Linked DNA regions of Homo sapiens: region 2 is linked to region 1. The links are chromatin loops, found by intact Hi-C in ENCODE. Cell type or tissue: left lung. All regions are shown on one strand. Each heading gives the region's core, and the rest is flanking DNA. Links, peaks and the distances in the headings are about the cores only.

Region 1 (7,479 bases), core at 857-5,856:
TCCTGAGTAGCTGGGATTACAGGTCTCCACCACCACACTGGCCAATTTTTGTATTTACTTAGTGGAGATGGGATTTCGTCATGTTGGCCAGGCTGGTCTTGAACTGCTGACCTCAGGTGATACACCCGCCTCAGCCTCCCAAAGTGCTGGGATTACAGGCATGAGCCAGCACACCTGGCCAAAATATACATATATATATATAGTATAAAAATATGTATATATGTATATATTTTTTTAATTAGCTGGGCTTGGTGGTGCACACCTGTAGTCCCAGCTACTTGGGAGGCTGAAGTGGGAGGATCACTTGAGCCCAGGAGTTCAGGATTATAGTGAGCCATGACCACGGCACTCCAGCATGGGCAACAGAATGAGACACTGTCTCAAAAAAGAAAGGAAGGAAGGAAGTGGGGGAGGGAGAGAGGGAAAGGATACATAAAGGAAAGAAGAGGCATGATCTGCTGTAAGCCATGTGCCATGGACTCCTAGAAACCACACAGGGATGTGCACACAACCACACACTCCCCACCCAGGGCACGCTACATCACACACACAGGAAGCAGGCACCTGTGCAGCACAAATGTGTGCTGTGGTGCATTTCCTCGGCATGCCTGGTGTGACAGACCATAGGACATGCACACCTGATCCCATGCGACATGCACATGTGTAAGGGGTGATGCAGTGGGTGGCGCGGGTGTGCTGGGGTCACACACACCCTGAACACTGTAGAGGTCACTGCAGGCTCTGACCGAGGGATGCTGAGAAGCAGGAGCTGAGGATCTCTCCCTGTAGACAGGCAGGGCACCAGCTCAGGACTCCCCTTCCCAACCCACTCAGTGATGGGCAGGTGGGTAGATGTGGCGCAGGCGGGACAGCCGTTGGGTTTGTAGACTGGCTGACCAGCTGACCGGCTGACTGACAGGCAGCTCTGATGCTCGACTCTCTGACAGCTCCAAGGGAATTCACGACCAAGGCTGAGCTGACAGGAACCACCCAGCTGAATCGTGGATCCTAATCACTAAGGCGAGGGAACAGAATCACTAAACGAAACAAGTGCGGTCAGAGCCGTCAGGCGCTCATCGGCCAGAGACAGGAAGATGCAGGCTCCGCTCCTCTGCAGATGCACCCCAGTGTCGCTGCGCTGGGGGCAGGAGCTGCGCTGCGGGAGATTCAGCCCCTGCAAAGGGAACCAGGTGATCAGCATGCCAGGAGCAGCTGACTTTCAACCAATGGGCTCTGGCTCTGCCCCGCTTTGTGTCCCATTTGGTGTGCACATTTGTGGATTTGCAAGATGCATATGTTTGGCACATTTTACCGATGAATTTTTAGCCCATTTTACCAATGAAACACGTTCAGCAAGGTCAAGGCACTTGTCCAAGGTCACACAGCAGTGGGTGTGTGCGCTCAGTTTTCTCTCTTTTTTTTTTTTTTTGAGATGGAGCCTTGCTCTGTCGCCCAGGCTGGAGTGCAGTGGCACGATCTCAGCTCACTGCAATCTCTAACCTCCACTTCCCAGGTTCAAGTGATTCTCCTGCCTCAGCCTCCAGAGTAGCTGAGATTACAGGCGCCCACCATCATGCCTGGCTAATTTTTGTATTTTTAGTAGAGACAGGGTTTCACCACGTTGGCCAAGTTCTTGACCTCAGATGATCTGCCCGCCTCAGTCTCCCAAAGTGCTAGAATTACAAGTGTAAGCCACCACGCCTGGCCTGTCTTCTAATTTTTGATGTGCTAAGCCTGCATTAAAAACTACAACTCCACATGGACCCTCCAGGGTGGTCCTCCGCGTGGTCCACAGAGGGAGGGAGTAAGCCTTTGCTCTGGTCTGAGCCAAAGGTCACTGTGACTGAGTTTGATCATCTCAGAGCCTAGGGGAAGAAGCCCCCCACCCAGAGGCCAAAGCTGGAGGAGAGAGGCCAATACATGACCAGTCTGATGCAGCTCTCCAGTGTGTCTGGCCTGACTGCTGCCTCCCCTCGAAGTCCACACTCTGACCACAGAGCTGTCATCAGGGCCCAGGAACAGCCGGCTCCTGTGCTGGGGCAGCCCTGCCACCTGGAACCCCACGTACCTGTCCCGTGTCCTAGGGCAGCAGGTGGCCGTGACTGTGACAGAGGCTGGTCTCCAGGCTGTGCCCTGGGGACCCAGCAGAGAATGTAAGAAGTTGGATTTTCCCATGAACACAGATGAGAATTGAAGCCCTTGGGTGAGGCTTTTTTCCGGGCGTTCTGTGCCCAGGAGTCCAGGCTGCCCGCTCATTGCTGCATGTGTTGAAACTTCAGTTTTGCATCTAATTTGCATATGAACAGCCTGCCTCAGATGGAGGATGCAGTTCACAGTGAGGCAGTCAGAGGCCCATGGGGACAATGTGTCCCTCAGCCCTGGGGCAGTGGAGACCTCACAAGGGCAGAGCCTGAGCCGGTGGGAGAGGAGCCAGAGAAGGTGTGGCCCGGTCCCAAAGCAGGCCCCGGCCTGGCATACTGTGGATGGTGAAAGGAGCTGGCAGAGCCAGTCTTCATGGCCACCCAGCCAGGGCTGGGGGTGGACAGACTCCTCCAGTGGGATTGCCCCTGTCTGCATCTAGCCAGGGGGCTGGCACCTGCTGCCCAGATGCGTGGGCCCTTCCCAGCTGGGAGGCTCCAGCCAGAACCCTGGGCCCAGCTTCTGGGAAGCCCCATACCCTTCCTCATGTCCAAGGCCAGCTCTCAGTCCAGAAAGCACCAGCCTTTCCACAGGCATTGATGGGCATTGTGCCAGAATGACACAGATGGACATGACACAGGCCCTGCCCCAAACACACCGAGAACCAACAACCCTTCACTACTGATCAGCAGGCGATCTAAACCAGCAGACGAGCTGTTTCTTCACCTCCTTCAGGCTATCCTGCCCTGTCTTCAGAACATCCAGCTGGGCGTGGTGGCTCATGGCTGTAATCCCAGCACTTTGCGAGGCCAAAGCGGGAGGATCATTTGAGCCCAGGAGTTCAAGACTGCAGTGAGCCAGGATTATGCCACTGCACTCCAGCCTGGGTGACTGAGCAAGACTTTGTCTCTTCAAACAACAAACAAAAAAACACTCTTAAAGCCCCATGAGATCACATGAGACCCTGTCTGTACTGGGTCAAATTGGGTGCCCGCCCCACCCTCAAAAAATGCTCAATCCCAGCTCCCTGTGCTTGTAAACTGTGACCTTGTAGGGTCTTTGCCGATGTAATCAAGTTAGGCCACTAGAGTGGGCCCTTTTTAAAAACATTTTATTTCCATAGGTTTCTGCGGAACAGGTGGTGTTTGATTACCTAAGTTCTTTAGTTAGCGGTGAATGGTGAGATTTTGATGTACCCATAACTGGAGCAGTGTACACTGCACACAATTTGTAGTTTTTTATCCTTCACCCCCTTCCCACCCTTTCCCCGAGTTCCCAAAATCCACTGTATCATTCTTATGCCTTCGCATCCTCATAGCTCAGCTCCCACTTATGAATGAGAACATACAATGTTTGGTTTTCCATTCCTGAGTTATTTCACTTAGAAAAATAGTCTCCAGTCTCACCCAGGTGGCTGCGAATGCCATTAATTCATTCCTTTTTATGGCTAAGTACTATTCCATCATATATATATATATATATATCAGAGTTTCTTTATCCACTCGTTGATTGATGGGCATTTGGGTTGGTTGAGTGGGCCCTATTTTAATATGACTGGTGTCCTTATAAGAAGAGGAGAAGAGACACACGTGTGCAACAGCTGTGTGAAGACGAAGCAGAGATTGATCTTCTGTTGTTGCAAGCCAAGGAACGCCTGGGCTGTCGAAAGCTGGAAGAGTCGAGGAAGCATCAGCCCGTACCCAAGAGGCAGTGGAGGGAGTGTGACCCTGCTGGCACCTTCATTTCAGACATCTAGCCTTCGGAACTGTGAGAGAACACATTTTTGTCATTTTAAGCCTCCCAGTTTGGGATACTTTGTTACAGCAGCTGCAGGAACAAACCAAAGCACCTCCCGTGATGGTTAATTATATACGTCACCTTGCCTAGGCCATGGTGCCACAGGGTTTAGACAAATGCCAGTCTTTGTGTGTGTGTGTGTGTGTGTGTGTGTGTGTGTGTGTGTGTCAGAGAGAGAGAGAGAGAGAGAGAGAGAGACGGAGTCTTACTCTGTTGCCAGGTTAGAGTGTAGTGGCGCGATCTCCGCTCACTGCAACCTCCACCTCCTGGGTTTAAGCGATTCTCCTGCCTCAGCCTTTCGAGTAGCTGGGATTACAGGCACACACCACCATGCCCAGCTAATTTTTGTGTTTTAGTAGAGACGAGGTTTCACCATGTTGGCCAGGATGGTCTTGATCTCTTGTGGTCTCGCGATCCACCTGCCGTAGCCTCCAAAGTGCTGGGATTACAGGTGTGAGCCACCACGCCCGGCCAGGAAGGCATTTTTTAGATGTGATTTGCTGTAAAATGTGTAGCCTTTGAGTAGAGGAAATGACCTTCCACAATGTGGGTGGGCTTCATCCAATTAGTTGTAGGCCTGAAGAGAAAAGAGTGAAGTTCCCCAAGTAGGAGGGAGTCTCGGACCTCCTTCCCATGCAAGCTGCGGCACCAGGTCTTCCCTGGGTCTCCGGCCTGCTGGCAGATTTTAGATTGCCAGCCCCCAGAATCACATGAGCCAGTTTCTTAAAATCAACCCGTCTCGCTCTCTCCTCTCTCTCTCTTCTTCTTCCTTTCCTCCTTCTCTCCTCTCCCTGTCTCGCTTCCCTCTCTCCTTCTCCCCTCCTCCACCTCTACCTCTCCCTTCCCTCTCTCTTTCTCTCCGTCTCTTTCCCGCCTCCATATATATCACCTGTGGGCTCTCTGTCTCTCTGATAACCCTAACTAGCATGCCACCCCCCCATTCAGAACCCTTCATACTTCCCATGGAGTGGAGCCTGGCATTTCCCTCAGGCCTCTCTCCCCCAACCCGCCCACCTTCTCTCCTGCCAGCACCCTGCACTCGGGGCAGGCCATCTGTAGCTCAGCACTGCACTGTGAGGTCAGGTGCGTGACCAGCTGTGGGGCTGCCCCAGGGCTCGGAGGCCTTTCTTGTGTGCACCTTAGGTGTGGGAGCTGCTTCTTCCTAATGGGGGCATGGAAGCAGCAGGGCAGAGGCCGGCAGCCTGGGCTGTCCGGGACAACAGTGTTCATCCCACCAGATGCCACTGTAAGGAGTCCAGGTGGAGCCGAAGCTCAGAATCCGGGTACTGCACGTGCTGAGGACCAAGATGCAGTCGGGACCTTGCCTTCAGGGAACTCCCCACCCCCAGTCGGGCCAGCCTGAGCCAAGAGAAGCAGCCAAAAGCCCTGGAGGCTCCCTGGCCTGTTGGGCAATGGAAGTGGACGTGGAGTGGACAGCGCCAATGGGTGTGGGGCAACCTGCCAGCAGACTCAGCCACCAGAAGCCCCGGGCACATGGAAACGCGGCCACACAAACGGCCCCATCAGGAAATCCCAAAAGACCAAGAAGCACGACTCAAACTCCACCACAGACAGGGACCTGGGACTGGCATGGCCGCTCCTGCCCTCCTTCCCCAGTTCTCTCCCATGCCTGTCCCTCTGCAGATTTGACTCTTTAAGGACAGTCGCAGTGATGGGAGTGGCGGGACACTAGCATCATCGCCCATCAGGGCTCGGGGCTGGGACATGAGCAGCCAATGCAGCCGTCATTCTCCCAAGAGTGAGCCACCTGGGGCTGGGGGAGGCCAAGGGCTCATTCGAGGCAGTTGGGTCCTGTCCTCACCTGTCAGTGCTGCCTGTCTACAGGGCCTGACCAAAAGGCTGCTCCCCAGTTACCACCCTCCATGGCTCCTGGGCAGTGGGGATTGGGGCTTTTGTGTGGCACCCTGCAGGTCTTCCTCCTGTGAGCCTAGAGAGGAGCGGGCAAGAGACCCTTCTCCTTGGACATGCTGGTATAGCCTCCTCCCCAACTCTGCCCCAAACCCAGGCCTGATGACTAAGAAACTGGCCTCACACACTCATCAGTCTCTGCCTCTCCTCAATCAGGAGGCTTTTCAGCTAAACGCTGAGAACTTCAGCCAATGAAGAGTTCACACTGTGGAACACATTTGGCAGTGCCCATAACTCACGCCTTGTTTATTCTCACCGATGCTCTTATCATAGCGCATGTGTTCCAGCCACTCCACGCATGTCATCTGTCCAGAAAGAGAAAGTGCTTGTTTATTTCTTACTGTGCGGGGGGATGGAGCTCCCTTACAGATTGTGAACCTTATATTGACAGGAGAAGAGAGGTAACTCAAGACACCGAAAGTGGGGTGTGCGTGGTTGGTCTTGGATTCTGTCGCAGGGGTGGAGGTGGGGAGGCAGGGAAGGTGCGTGGCAGCATTGGTGGCGTTGGATGGAAGAGGAGGTGGGTTGTGGCTGGAGTTGCTCTGCAAGGCCACTGATGTTATCTAGATTGTACGTTTTATTTGGGGGCTTGAGAGGGGCTGGAGGTGGTTATACTGAGGCCAAAACTCCTTCCCACCCATAAGTGCCCCCCACGGCACTGGTACCACTGACCCCTGGTGGCAAACCTTCCTCATCCTCGTGAGCCCTTAGCTGTACTTCCCTGAGCGCTGATGGAGCTGTCCAGGGTCCTGACGTGCAGCCCACTTGGGGATGTGCAGACCCCTGCCCCAGGATACCTAAGGTTTCTCCTGGTTTTCACTTGCCCAGAGCCAGCAGTGGTTTTTGCTTCAGCCTTTATCTGACTGGTGCATGGAAGAGCAGTTTTCTTCCTAGTGGGGACACTAGGTTCACGGCAAAGGGGAGGTCCCTTTAGATTTCCTTCATTACGTTTCTTCTTTATTCGAAAGTGAACTTGTAGCCAGGTATGGTGGCTCGCACCTATAATTCCAGCCCTTTGGGAGGCCGAGGCAGGAGGATTTCTTGAGGCCAGGTGTTTGAGACCAGCCTGGACAACATAGCAAGACCCCATCTCTAACTATTTCTAAAATAAATGTAAATTTTTTTTCTTTTTCTTTATTTTATTTTATTTTTTTGAGACAAAGTCTCACTCTGTTGCTCAGGCTGTAGTGCAGTGGTGTGATCTCAGCTCACTGCAATCTCTGCCTCCTGGGTTCAAGTAATTTTCATGTCTCAGCCTACTGAGTAGCTGGGATAACAGGCATGCACCACCACACCCAGCTAATTTTTTTGTATTTTTAGTAGAGATCGGGTTTCACTATATTGGCCAGGCTAGTCTCGAACTCCCGGACTCAAGTGATCAGCCCATCTCAGCCTCCCAAGTGCTGGGATGACAGGCATGAGCCACCGTGCCCGGCAGTAAATTTTTAAAAATGTTAAAGTGAGCTTGTGGGGATAGGTCTAATCTTTGCCTGATAAGCTGCCGTAAGTCTAAGGGTTGGGAATAGCTTATGGCAAACTCAGGCTCTACTTAAGATGTTACTGATCTCTCTTACTCTCCACAAGGCAATTTTTCCTTTCAAAGGAGGAAGTTGC
Region 2 (7,479 bases), core at 857-5,856, 630 kb before region 1:
GCTTGAGCCCAGGAGTTCAAGACCAGCTCGGGTAATATAGGGAGACCCTGTCTCTATAAAAAAATTAAAAAAAAAAAAAAGACAACTTGGATGCTTTGGGCCCTGGAGTGAATGTATTTTAGTTCCTTCCCAAGGGTCATGCAACGGATGCGGTAGGTGAGTGAAACTGAGATTAAAAATTGCTTGTATTCTCAAGGCTAAATAAGACTAGGGAAAAAAGTTGCTTTTATAAGTGGTCTTAATACGAGGTGTGGGTGAGTGAGTCTCTGTGTGTTTTCAGGGTAATAGAAGAAGCATTTTAAGAACACAGATTGGCCGGGTACGGTGGCTCATGCCTGTAATCCCAGCACTTTGGGAGGCCGAGGCGGGCAGATCACAGTCAGGAGTTCGAAACAAGCCTGGCCAACATGGTGAAACCCCATCTGTACTAAAAATACAAAAATTAGCTGGGTATGGTGGCATGTGCCTGTAATCCCAGCTACTCTGGAGGCTGAGGCAGGAGACTTGCTTAAACCTGGGAGGCGGAGGTTGCAGTGAGCTGAGATCGCACCACTGCGCTCCAGCCTGGGCGACAAAAGTGAGACTCCATCTCGGGGGAAAAAAAAAAAAAAGCACAGATTAGGCAGTACTTCATTGTGGGTTATTGTGAGTGCATTTTGTAGGTGCAGACATGCTGCTGTGATATGGGGAGGCCTGGCATTCTCAGCCTCCACGGAGCTGTTTGGTTTTTCACTTTAGCTAACTTTCCATTTCTCTCTTTTCTGTTTTCTTTTCCAGGCTGAAAAGTCTTCCACTAAGAAGGCAGTAATTGAATGCTGCCCTGGCTCGTCCTAGAATCATTTCTCCTCCATGATGGAAGCCCAGTGATTGTTCAGTTAACGCATTGTACAGAGTGTATTTATATGTAAATTCCTGCTGTAAAATAATTTTTAAAACCTTGACATTTCAAAGACTGCCTTGAAAGGTCGCAGAAATTGATTTCTATTTTTAATTTCAGTTAGTATCGGGGGAAAAAAATCCAGACTGAACAGTTTAATTAAAGTGGAATTTTTCTATTTTCTTCTTGATTTTTAAAAAATTTCCTGGGACGTTAAAAAAGAAGTTAAAAGTGAAGGCTTCTCTCTGGTTTTGTGATGAAGACAGCCTGGACTCACTGAAGGACAAGCGTGTGAGAAGGGGCGGTTGCGGCCCCTCCTGCCGTTTTTTGGGAGTGAAGCTCTTCCCTCTCTGGGTGGCTGGGTTACTGTTGGTGCCCAGGAAGCCCCATGGGAGGGCAGAGCCAGGGCCTGGCAGGGGGCCTCAGCCTCTCAGGGTAGATGTCACTAAAGTGTCTGAGACAGGCAGGGAAACCAGGCAGGAGAATGTGCACCCACAGCCTGGGTTACACGGCTGCAGCTCCCTGCTCTGAGGCCACCTCATGTGTACCAAGGAGACCTTTTTGAAAAATAAAGTGCAGACCAGGTGTGATGGCTAATGCCTGTAATCCCAGAGCTTTGGGAGGCCGAGGCGGGAGGATTGCTTGAGCCCAGGAATTCCAGACCAGCCTGGGCCACATAGAGACCCCTGTCTCCACAAAAAATAAAGTATTGAGCATTTGTATTTTACATTATGAAAGTAGCATCATAGATCACAACAATTTTAAAAGCAGAAAGAAGGAAGAGGCCGGGTGCGGTGGCCCATGCTTGTAATCCCAGCACTTTGGGAGGCCGAGGCCAGCGGATCACTTGAGGCCAGGAGTTCAAAAACAGCCTGGCCAACATGGCGAAACCTTGTCTCTACTAAAAATACAAAAAAATTAGCCAGGTCTGGTGAGCATACACCTGTAATCCCAGCTGTGTGGGAGGCTGAGGCACGAGAATCCTTTGAACCCTGGAGGTGGAGGTTGCAGTGAGCCGAAATTGCGCTACTGCAATCCAGCCTGGGTGACAGACTCTTGTCTCCACCAAAAAAAAAAAAAAAAAAAAAGAAGGAAGAAAATCACTTTTAGTTTTATCATCCAAAGATGACACCCTTCTTCAATATTTTGAATAATTCCACCCTGTCCTTTTCTAGCTATGGGGCTGTTATCTGACTGGTGGTAGCATTTTATTCCCTGTCACTGTTGTTGGGGTTGTGACAGATATTTCCCTCATCTATTATAAATGTTGTAAACCCACCCCTAATAACTGCATCTTATTTCATGCAGGGGCTACCCCATAACTTACTGACCTTTTCTGTTTTGTCATGAAGTGGGTTGGCCAGGAGCTGTACCCAGGCAGAGGACATGAAGAAATTGCCCTGTGACAGGAGCCAGGGAAACCACAGCGGAGGGCTGGAGGCTGGGGTGCTGGTTTTGCTGGCTCGGCCTGGTTCCCAGAATGCAAAGCCCATTTTTCTTTTTTTTGCAACCTCCACCTCCTGGGTTCAAGCCATTCCCCTGCCTCAGCCTCCCATGTAGCTGGAACTACAGGCGCACGCCCCCATGCCTGGCTAATTTTTGTTATTATTTTTTTTAAGTAAAGATGGGGTTTCACTAAACCTGTTGGCCAGGCTGGTCTCCAACTCCTGACCTCAGGTAATCCGCCCGCCTCGGCCTCCCAAAGTGCCGGGATTACAGGCGTGAGCCACCGCGCCCGGCTGCAAAGCCCATTTTTCTATAGGTAACCTGTGCTGCGCGGGGTGGCACTAGTTTTCACCCAGCGGGCGAGGAGGCAGCGAAGTCGCGGGCCCAGCGTAGCGCGCGCCTCCGAAGGGCTTGGTGCGGGCGCGGGCGCGGGCGCGCGGCGCCACCGTTCCCATCCAGGCTTGTCGGCGGCCACCGGCGGACCGGGCTTCGAGATGGCCTCCCCGCCGCGGTGCTCCCCGACAGCCCATGACAGGGAATGCAAGTTGCCGCCACCCTCCGCCCCCGCCAGCGAGTATTGTCCCGGCAAGCTGTCCTGGGGGACCATGGCGAGGGCCTTAGGCCGCTTCAAGCTGTCGATCCCGCACACGCACCTGCTGGCCACCCTCGACCCCCTGGCCTTGGACAGGGAACCACCACCGCATCTGTTGCCTGAGAAGCACCAGGTGCCGGAGAAATTGATCTGGGGCGACCAGGACCCTCTCTCCAAGGTCAGAACCGCCGCTGGGGTGAGGGGGCACTGGCCTGTTCCCCACACGGGAGGAAGGCGCTCGAGCTGTCGGGGGACCCATGGAAAACCCACCTGGCTTCACCAGGACCCCCAGCGAGGCCCTAGGCCCATTTCCCCATCTGTGGTACATCTGTGGGCAAAGGTCAGACCCACCTGAGCAGGGCGTGCTGGGGATGCCGGCGGGGGCTCCCCGCACTGCCACCTGCTGGGGAACCAGGACTCTTCGCTGGGAGGAGGCTCTGCCCCACCATGTGACCCCATCTAGACCTTGGAGTCTCCGTAGGTAGGCCCACCCACAGTGATGCTCCTAATTGCAGCCCAAGGGTCGGTGGCTCAGCTCTCCCCGTCCAGGAGATACAGTTAGCGTCAGAAGAAACGGGAAACTCAGAATAATAATAACAACAATGAATTGGGCCAGGCAAGGTGGCTCACACCTGTAATCCCAGCCCTTTGGGAGGCCCAGGTGGGAGGATCACTTGAGCCCAGGAGTTTGAGACCAGCCTGGGCAACATAGTGAGAGGTCGTCTCTACAAGAAATAAACTTAGCCCAGTGTGATGGGGCGCACCTGTGGTCCCAGCCACTTGAAAGGCTGAGGCAAGAGGATCCCTTGAACCCAGGAGTTTAAGGCTGCAGTGAGCTATGATTGTGCCACTGCACTCCAGCCTGGGCAACAGAGCGAGACTGTCTCCAGAATAAATAAATAAATAAATAAATAAATAAATAAATAAATATAGAGAGAGAGAGAGAAAGAAAGAAAGAAAAAGAAAAAGAAAGAAAGAAGGAGAAAGAAAGAAAAACTGGCTGGGTGCAGTGGCTCATGTCTGTAATCCCAGCACTTTGGGAAGCCGAGATGAGCAGATCACTTGAGGTCAAGGGTTCGAGACCAGCCTGGCTAACATGGTGAAACCCTTTCTCTACTAAAAATGCAAAAATTAGCCAGGCATGGTGGTGCGTGCCTGTAATCCCAGCTACTCAGGAGGCTGAGGCAGCAAGATCATTTGAACCCGGGAGGCAGAGGTTGCAGTGAGCTGAGATCATCTCACTCCATCTCAAAAACAAAACAAAACAAAAACCCAATAAAGAACATTCTCAATAAGTAGCGTTTCATGCTTGGCCTTGATTTATTGCACTCACATGCAGATGTCAGAGTGTGTTTTTAATAATTTCCTCGAAACCTCTGCCTGGCTTCCCAGCATGTTTAAGATGAAGTCTGGCGATCTGCCTGTGGCCTTCCAGGCCATTTCAAATCTGGCACCTCTCCATGTTCTCCTCCCCCATCCCCCTGTCTTGCTGACCTACAAGCAGGTCTGGCCTCAGGGATCTTGGCGGTTCCCTGCCCCCACGGTATTGCGCTCTTGGGGAGGCCCTCCCTGACCGCCCGTCTAAAGTAGCCAGGGCCACTGTCTCCTCCGTGCCTCATGCCATGGTCTGACATCCCCGTTCCGTCCTCAAGGTGTCCTCTGGCTGCCAGCAACTGGCCCCTCGAGGTTAGGGACTTTGCTCCTAGGTGGCTGCTGAGCTGCAGCATCAGGTCCAGGCCCCATGGGGGAGGAGGCTCTTGAGGTTTATTTGTGGAATATGTGAATGAACGCTACGCATAGAAGAACCGTTTTGTTTTTGCTCTGTCCTCTGCATGAGCTTTGTCAGCACCTCTGAAATGTACTCATGTGTTGGGGACTTCTCTCTGCAGCCCCTGGGACCCCTTTACCTAGTGGATCCCAAGGGACTGTGTGCAGAAAAAAACCTGAAACGAGAGCCCCAGAAAAGCCTGTGGTGGGGGTAGCGGAATGGTTCCCCCCTCTTGCTAATGTTTTTCCATGATGGAGTTCTAGGTTTTTTGTTTTCCTATTTTTTAAATTAAATTATATATTTTTTAAATTATTAATTTTAATTTTGATTTTTTTTGTAGAGAGGGGGAGTCTCGCCATGTTGCCCAGGCTGGTCTTAAACTCCTGGCCTCAAGCAATCCTCACTCCTGGGCCTCCCAAAGCACTGGAATTGCATGCGTGAGCCACTGCACCCAGCCAATTTAATTTCAATTTTTAATGATAGTTGGGTTTTCCTAATGAGAGAGATAACCCAAACCCTGCAGGGGCGGCAGGGGCTGGGGTCGCCAGAGGCGGGGGCGGTGCGGGAGGGCCGCGCAGGTCATGTCCCGGGGACTGGGGCCGCTCCTGGGGTAGGGAGCCAACCCTGCACGCGCGGCCCCGGCCTGGCCCGACGGGGTTAGCGAACTCCCCCGGAGAAAAGCCCGGTCCCAGCTCTCCACGCTCCCTGGCAACGGAGCCCGCGTTCCAGTGTCCTCGTGTCCCCGAGCCCCCTAGAGGCGGGGTATCATCTCATCCCCTGCATCTCCACCTGCACGTCCCCGACACCCCCCCCCCCGCCCCGCATCACCTGCAACCGGAAGGCCACCGCCGCCCTGAACCGTCGCATCCCCTCACCCCTGTCCTCCTGCCAACTCAGCCCAGCACCCTGACACTGCCTTCCAGGCCACACCCCTGGTCTTGCCTCCAACATTTCCCCCACCCCCACACTTCCGCAGCTCAACCTGGGACGTGTCGCCATGCGCGAGCTGGGGTGGGTGGGTGGGGGGGGTGACATCTTCAGGCTTCCCTGCTCTGTCCTCTTTTTTTCCCCCCAGTTTTACTGAGATATAATTCACGTACCATATAATTTAACCATAGAAGCTGTAGTGGTTTCTAGGGTATTCAGAGTACTGTACTCCCCAGTTCCCCAATACCCATCCTGCCGACACCAGGCAATTCTGCTTTCTGTCCATAGATTTGTCTATTCTAGACCTTTTATAGCGATAGAATCAAGCCATACGTGGTCTCTTGTGACTGGCTTCATTTCCTTAGCTAACGTCCTCAAGGTTCATCCATGTTGTAGCCTGTAGCAGTGCTCCCTTCCCTTTTCATTACCAAGTAATATTCTGTTGCATGGCCATGACACATTTTCTCTTTCTTTGAGATGGAGTCTCGCTCTGTTGCCCAGGCTGGAGTGCAGTGGCGTGATCTTGGCTCACTGCAGCCTCTGCCTCCCAGGTTCAAGCGATTCTCCAGTCTCAGTCTCCCAGTAGCTGGGCTTACAGGCATGTGCCACCATGCCCGGCTAATTTTTGTACTTTTAGTAGAGACGGGGTTTCACCATGTTGGCCAGGCTGGTCTTGAACTCCTGGCCTCAGGTGATCCACCCACCTTGGCCTCCCAAAGTGCTGGGATTACAGGCGTGAGCCACTGCGCCTGGCCGAACCGCCCGTTTTTCAAAGTGGCTGCACTACTTTACGTTCCTACCAGCAATGTAGGAGGTTTCCAACTATTGGCATCCTTGCCAACACTTGTTATGGGACTTTGATGATAGCCATCCTAACAAATATGACACAGTATCACACTTTGGTTTTCTTTTCTTTCTTTCTTTCTTTCTTTTCTTTTATTTTTTAAGACGAAGTCTTGCTCTGTCACCCAGGCTGGAGTGCAGTGGCATGATCTCAGCTCACTGCAGCCTCTACCTCCCAGGTTCAAGCGATTCTCCTGCCTTAGCCTCCCAAGTAGCTGGGATTAGAGGTGCCCAACACCACACTCGGCTAATTTTTTTTTTTTTTTTGAGATGGAGTTTTGCTCTTGTTGCCCAGGCTGGAGTGCAATGGCACGACCTCGGCTCACTGCAACCTCCGCCTCCCGGGTTCAAGCGATTCTCCTGCCTCAGCCTCATGAGTAGCTGGGATTACAGGCATGCGCCACCATGCCTGGCTAATTTTGTATTTTTAGTAGAGACGGGGTTTCTCCATGTTGGTCAGGCTGGTCTCAAACTCCCAACCTCAGGTGATCCACCTACCTCAGCCTCCCAAAGTGCTGGGATTATAGGCATGAGCCACCGTGCCTGGCCTAATTTTTGTATTTTTAGTAGAGATGGGGTTTTGCCATGTTGGCCAGGCTGGTCTTGAATTCCTGACCTCAGGTGATCCGCCTGCCTCGGTCTCCCAAAGTGCTGGGATTACAGGCATGAGCCACCGCGCCCGGCCACACTATGGTTTTCATTTGCACTTTCCTGATGTGGTGAGTCATGCTGAGAATCTTTTCATGTGCTATCAACTATTTTTATTTTTTCTTTTTGAGACAGTTCTCACTCTGTCACCCAGGCTGGAGTGCAGTGACATGATCATAGCTCATTGTAACCTCCGCCTCCTGGGTTCAAGCAATTCTCATGACTCAGCCTCCTGAGTAGTTGGGATTACAGGAGCACACCACGATGGCTGGCTAATTTATTTATTTTTATTTTTTATTTTTTAGTAGAGATGGGGTTTTGCCATGTTGGCCAGGCTGGTCTTAATCTCCTGGCCTCAAGTGATCCGCCTGCTTCAGC

The links. Hi-C counts contacts between places; a loop is a spot of excess contacts. Peaks named below come from ENCODE experiments on the same cell type or tissue, not always from the same donor. Only the 100,000 strongest peaks of a DNase experiment are listed, where the experiment ranks them.
Region 2: it touches region 1 in a loop (4-fold over the local background); 11 of 110 quality-filtered maps call a loop at or near these places.

Annotation. Positions count from the first base shown.
Region 1 is chr19:33,761,451-33,768,929 of GRCh38, forward strand. All of the region lies in intron 3 of CHST8 (carbohydrate sulfotransferase 8), which reads left to right. Among named protein-coding and RNA genes, the nearest start is that of KCTD15, 32 kb to the right of the region's middle. RefSeq lists an enhancer at 1,897-2,501. In left lung, for the core only: no CTCF peak of the experiment used is centred there; no DNase peak of the experiment used is centred there; H3K27me3 peaks cover 1,446 bases.
Region 2 is chr19:33,129,353-33,136,831 of GRCh38, forward strand. GPATCH1 (G-patch domain containing 1) reads left to right here. Exons shown (of 20, transcript NM_018025.3): 20 at 778-1,190. The coding sequence ends at 808. It overlaps WDR88 (WD repeat domain 88), which reads left to right and starts at 2,762. Exons shown (of 11, transcript NM_173479.4): 1 at 2,762-3,093. The coding sequence starts at 2,818. RefSeq lists enhancers at 2,599-2,768, 5,606-5,655, 7,098-7,237 and a silencer at 5,406-5,525. In left lung, for the core only: no CTCF peak of the experiment used is centred there; a DNase peak (open chromatin) is centred at 2,809; H3K27me3 peaks cover 1,688 bases.